Regions from separate parts of the Homo sapiens genome. Here region 2 is linked to region 1. Evidence: chromatin loops called from intact Hi-C (ENCODE). Cell type or tissue: OCI-LY7. All regions are shown on one strand. Each heading gives the region's core, and the rest is flanking DNA. Links, peaks and the distances in the headings are about the cores only. Region 1 overlaps DAPP1 (dual adaptor of phosphotyrosine and 3-phosphoinositides 1). Region 2 overlaps EIF4E (eukaryotic translation initiation factor 4E).

Region 1 (2,920 bases), core at 214-2,713:
ACATGATGACTATGTAATTCCACATTCCTATGAACCTTCAGTGAGTCCACATTGTTCATTGACCAAATCTATTTTAGGCCCTCCAGAATCTAGATCAACCTAAATATCCATGCTTTCAGAGGGAAGCAAGAGCCTACTTTGAGACAGATCAAGAAGGAGATGATGGAAAAATATCCTACCAAAAAGCAAAAGCAAAATTATACATATAATATGATTACAATTCAATCTCTATATATGTTTGTGTGTGTGTACAGAAAAACATTTCTTAAAAACTAGAATCAAGATGAACAATGTTATTTTAGGTAGTAGTACATGGCTGACATTTTAGTGCTTTTCTTTATATTTTGATGCTTCTCTTCATCTCTCTAATTTTTGATAATTAATATATATTACTATTATTTTCAACTATTTATTATAAATAAATTCAGATATACTGGAAAGTAGAAAAATAGCATCAATGTTACTGCATTGAAATAATACCCATATTTCAGGTAGAATAATTTTTAACCTTTTGCCACATTTTTAATACAACGTTTAATTTTGACTCTTTCGATGAACAGTTTTAAAGTAAATTACAGATATCCTGACACTTTAACCCTAAATAATTCAACATGCATCTCTCAAAAGTGACATTCTTTTACATAATCATCATACTGTTATTAAAACAAGTGATTACTCTTACACTTTTTAAAGTTATAAACATTTTTAAACAAAGAAGGTCTAACAACAGATAATGGGGGCAGGTGCTAGTGGGCAGGGTCAGGGGAAGCATGACCATAAAGAAGCAAGTGGTGAGCAGCGAACACTGATAAGGCCCAGCAGTGTTCACTGTGCTCTTGGTAGAGGCAGGCCTCTATCAGGCAGTAGGACACAGAGGTCGATGGGCTCAGAATAGGAATTTATCCTCTACGGGAGTTGGTAGGAGCCAGAAATTAATGCAGGTTTTAACAAAATATCTAAGAGTATGGTCATGAAAACAGAAGTACAAGAGAAAAGCCAAGTTGAAGCTTCTCATAGGATGAGATGGATAGAGGTAGAGACCAGAACCAGACCACCAGAATGCTGACAAACCAGATGGGTCTTGGGGACTGGGTGGGTCTGAGTTCATGTGAGCTTTTTCAATTCTGAATCCTTGCATATTTTGCTACCATCACTCCTTTATTCAGGCCATTTTCTCTGTAGAAAATTTCACCTTTTCTAACTTCAACTGACAAAAATCATATCAGCTCCAAGGCCATCTTCTCCACTTCTACTGTGGAGAAGATAGCCTTCCATAGGAGATTGTTTTATCTAGACACTGTCACAGCCCTCAGCCCACACAACACTGCATTCTAACTCTACATGCATATGAATCCTCCATCTCTGCACAGCCATGCCTTCTTTATTGTAGTCTCCTCTATGCTGCCTTGCCTGGCGTCATCATACAACAGATAGATCTATGACCCAGTAGAAGAGTGAATGAATGAAACAAAGTGACTCCCCACAACATGGACAGTCTGTGGGACAGATTTCCACTTGTAAGTAGAAGGAAGTCACCCTTTGGAGGAACAGAAAAACACCACAACTGAAGAGGAAATTCACTTGAGTTATGAAGAGATGGAACTGTACACTAGTTACATACTAATTATACAACCACAGAAGAACCACCTTCCGTTTTTAGAATCCAAGATTACAGAGCTGTGCACAGAAGAGGAACAAGCTGTATTGCTGTAGTTAGTGTCACACCGCTGTAAACAGGTTCCACTGAAATTTTGACTTTACGTTTCTTAGCTGAATAAATTTTTCTAGTCCTGAAAATGAATTCTACACAAAATTCAATAATGTTCTGATTAACTAGAATGCTGGCCTGGCTTTGTGTACATGTGCATGTATATTATGTGAGGAATAGAAAGAATAATGTCTTTTATAGTAAACTTTGTTATAATCACAGAACTTTCTTTGCTTCTCTCAGTTCATATTAAGAACTATGAACATGTACTAGTATAGTAAGATGAGAGAAATTTGATGAAAACCAGGAGGTTACATCAGCAGTCAAGCATGAAGGCTCTGGAGCAAAACTCTTGGATTTGAAGGTATGTTAGAATGGAAACTTAAGCATGTGATTAAAACTCTGTTCTTTACTTTTCTCATCTATAAATGGGGACAACATTAGTAATAATACCCACCTCACAGCAATGTGTAAATTAAACAAGTTCACATGGGCAAAGGGCTTAAACTAGTGCTTAGCACATGATAAGCATCCAATAATTACTAATTGCCATTACTAGAATACATACCTTTGACCAGTGGGCTCTACAAAGCAGCACCATGCAGTGGAAAGCTCTGGGGTAAGTTCCTAGGTGTGTCTCTCAGCTCCACTACTTACAAAGTCTGTGACCTGGATCGTATACTTAGCTTATTGAAGTCACCTTTTGCGTCTATGAAATGAGTATGGTGATATCGTATTGAAAGTGTTATTGTGAAGCCTAAATGGCATTATGCGTGTGAATGGTATGGTGCTGATGCATAGTAGGTGGTCAGTAAATTAGGACTATCACAGCAGGGAAACAACCTGGTTTGTGAAGTCAGCATGGGTTTTGAACACAGACACTCAGAGACTGTAGGCAACCTGATTTTTCTGCTCTTGAGTCTCTTCCTGTGTAAAGCTGGAATACCAGTGCCTTTCAAAGACCAGAGCTGGTGTCTACAAAATGCCTGCCTTATAATACGGACTCATTTTGTTTATTATCATTTATTCCGTGGGTCAGCAAACCACCAGCTGAGGGTTAATTCCTGTCAGACACCTGTTTTAGTATGGACTGGGAGCCAAGAATGGCTGTACATTTTGAAATGCTTGAGGGAAATAGAAAAATATTCATAAAAATTATATGAAATTCACATTTCAGTGTATAAATAACGTTTTGTTTGAACACCATCACGG
Region 2 (2,920 bases), core at 167-2,666, 910 kb after region 1:
AAAGGTGATTTTAAAACCTTGGTACATAAAAAGGCAGGTGTGGTGGCTCATGCCTGTAATCCTAGCAACTTCGAAGGCTGAGGCAGGAGGATCACTTGAGGCCAAGAGTTTGAGACCAGGCTGAGCAATATAGTGAGACCTGTCTCTAAAAATTAGCTGGGCATGGTGGCTCATGCCTGTAGTCCCAGCTATTCAGTATCGTCTCTTGAGCCTAGGAGTTTGAGGCTGCAGTGAGCTGTGATTGCACCCCTGCACTCCAGCCTAAGTAATAGTGATACCCTCCTCTGAAGGCAAGAAAAGAAGAAAAAAAAAATTTGTTGGATAAGAAGTTGTTACAGAAAACAAAATGACCTTATTAAAGCTACAGTTTACATTGAAATTATAACCTTTAACTTTTGAAAATGAACACATAGAATTTTTTTTTTTTTTGAGATGGAGTCTTGCTCTGTTGCCCAGGCTGGAATGCAGTGACACTACCTTGGCTCACTGCAACCTCTGCCTCCCAGGTTCAAGCAATTCTCCTGCCTCAGCCTCCCACGTAGCTGGGATTACAGGCGCGTGCCACTACACCTGGCTAATTTTTGTATTTTTAGTAGAGACGCGGTTTCACCATGTTGGACCAGGCTGGTCTCGAACACCTGACCTCAGGTGATCCGCCTGCCTCGGCCTCCCAAAATGCTGGGATTACAGGCGTGAGCCACCACACCCGGCAAAACACATAGAATTTTAACAGTAACTGCTCATTTGTTTGAACTGTGACATGTAAAGATTGATTTTTTTAAAAAACTAGAATTTAGTATCATGAAATTTTAGTTATGTTTTCTAAGTTTTAAAATGTATAAACGTTTAAATAGCAGTTAAATTCTTTAAAAGATTTGCCTTTCAAATACTTCTTATAAAGCTTTAAGGAATAATTGAAATGGAAATTATCATGTTACTGCAGTCAACAGTTTTGTGCACTGGTTGTAATGCCATTTTAGTGTTGATATATTTTGAATCATTTTTTTACTTTTGCATAATGTTCAACGTATGTAAATTTTTCTTTTCTTTGTGGTTTTTTTTTTGAGATGGAGTCTTGCTTTCGCTATGCTGGAGTGCAGTGGTGCGATCTCAGCTCACTGCAATCTCTGATTCCCTGGTTCAAGCGATTCTCCTGCCTCAGCCTCCTTCGTAGCTGGGATTACAGGCATGCACCACCACGCCCAGCTAATTTTTGTATTTTTTAGTAGCGGCTGGGTTTCACTATGTTGGCCAGGATGGTCTCAATTTCCTGACCTCATGATCCACCCGTGTTGGCCTCCCAAAGTGTTGGGATTACAGGCATGAGCCACCGTGCCTGGCCGTATGTAAATTTTTCTTTTTCTTTTTCTTCTTTTTTTTTTTCGAGACGGAGTTTTGCTCTTGTTATCTAGGCTGGAGTGCAGTGGCGCGATCTTGGCTCACTGCAGTTTCCCTCTCCCGGGTTCAAGTGATTCTCCTGCTTCAGCCTCCCAAGTAACTGGGATTACAGGCATGCGCCACCATGCCCAGCTAATTTTGTGTTTTTGGTAGAGATGGGGTTTCACCATGTTAGTCATGTGGGTCTTGAACTCCTGACCTCGTGATCCGCCCGCCTCGACCTCCCAAAGTGCTGGGATTATATGCGTGAGCCACTGTGCCCGGCCTGTAAATTTTTCTAGTTATTTTAAATTATGAATCTTCTGGTAGCCTTTGGTTTAAATAGTAGTGACATTTAAATTTTATCATTAGCCTTGTCATCCTAGATCACACATCTGTTATTTCTTGTGTCTGTGTTATCACCTCCCCAAACCCAGACTGAATTTGTGATGTTGGCTTAAGCTATATAATATGTGCAAAGTAATTTGATCAGTAGGTACATGTTAGTGCTCCCTTAAGAATGTTCTTTAAAAAAATTTATTTTAAAATGTTAAAAGGTGACCACAAGTCTTCTTTTTTTTTTTTTTTTTTTTTTTTTGAGACAGAGTTTCGCTCTTGTTGCCCAGGCTGGAGTGCAGTGGCTTGATCTCAGCTCACTGCAACCTCTGCCTCCCGGGTTCAAGCGATTCTCCTGCCTCAGCTTCCCGAGTAGCTGGGATTACAGGCGTATGTGCCACCACGCCCTGCTAATTTTGTATTTTTAGTAGAGATGGGATTTCTCCATGTTGGTCAGGCTGGTCTCAAACTCCCAACCTCAGATGCTCCACCCGCCTCGGCCTCCCAAAGTGCTGGGATTACAGGTGTGAGCCAGTGTTCCCAGCCTCCTACAACTCTTTCTAGTAGTTAAGAATGTGCTGGGCGCGGTGGCTCACACCTGTAATCCCAGCACTTTGGGAGGCCGAGGCGGGTGAATCACGAGGTCAGGAGTTCAAGACCAGTCTGGCCAAGATGGTGAAACCCCTGTCTGTACTAAAAATACAAAAATTAGCCGGGCGTGGTGGCAGGCGCCTGTAATCCCAGCTACTTGGGAGGCTGAGGTAGAGAACTGCTTGAACCCAGGAGATGGAAGTTGCAGTGAGCCGAGATCGCGCCACTGCAATCCAGCCTGGGCAACAGGGCAAGACTCTGTCTCAAAGGGAAAAAAAAAAGGATTCATCCAAGTTTTAGGCCTGGTGCGGTGGCTCATGCCTGTAATTCCAGCACTTTAGGAGGCCAAGGTGGGCGGATCACTTGAGGTCAGGAGGAGTTCAAGACCAGCTGGGCCAAAGTGGTGAAACCTCGTCTCTACTTAAAATACAAATAATTAGCCAGGTGTGGTGGTGCATGCCTGTAGTCCCAGCTACTCGTGAAGCTGAGGCAAGAGAACTGCTTGAACCCAGGAGGTGGAGGTTGCAGTGAGCCGAGATCATGCCACTGCACTCCAGCCTGTGTGGCAGAGTGAGAATCTGTCTCAAAAAAAAAAAAAGAATCCATCCAAGTTTTA

The links. Peaks named below come from ENCODE experiments on the same cell type or tissue, not always from the same donor. Only the 100,000 strongest peaks of a DNase experiment are listed, where the experiment ranks them.
Region 2: a loop joins it to region 1, with 6 times the contacts of the local background. A loop is called at or near these places in 7 of 110 quality-filtered maps.

The regions. Positions count from the first base shown.
Region 1 is chr4:99,820,795-99,823,714 of GRCh38, reverse strand. The region is part of intron 1 of DAPP1 (dual adaptor of phosphotyrosine and 3-phosphoinositides 1); the gene reads right to left. Among named protein-coding and RNA genes, the nearest start is that of DAPP1, 5.4 kb to the right of the region's middle. RefSeq lists an enhancer at 1,299-1,668. In OCI-LY7, for the core only: no CTCF peak of the experiment used is centred there; DNase peaks (open chromatin) are centred at 1,634 and 2,624; H3K4me3 peaks cover 2,222 bases; H3K27ac peaks cover 2,184 bases.
Region 2 is chr4:98,910,717-98,913,636 of GRCh38, reverse strand. The region is part of intron 1 of EIF4E (eukaryotic translation initiation factor 4E); the gene reads left to right. Among named protein-coding and RNA genes, the nearest start is that of EIF4E, 17 kb to the left of the region's middle. In OCI-LY7, for the core only: no CTCF peak of the experiment used is centred there; no DNase peak of the experiment used is centred there.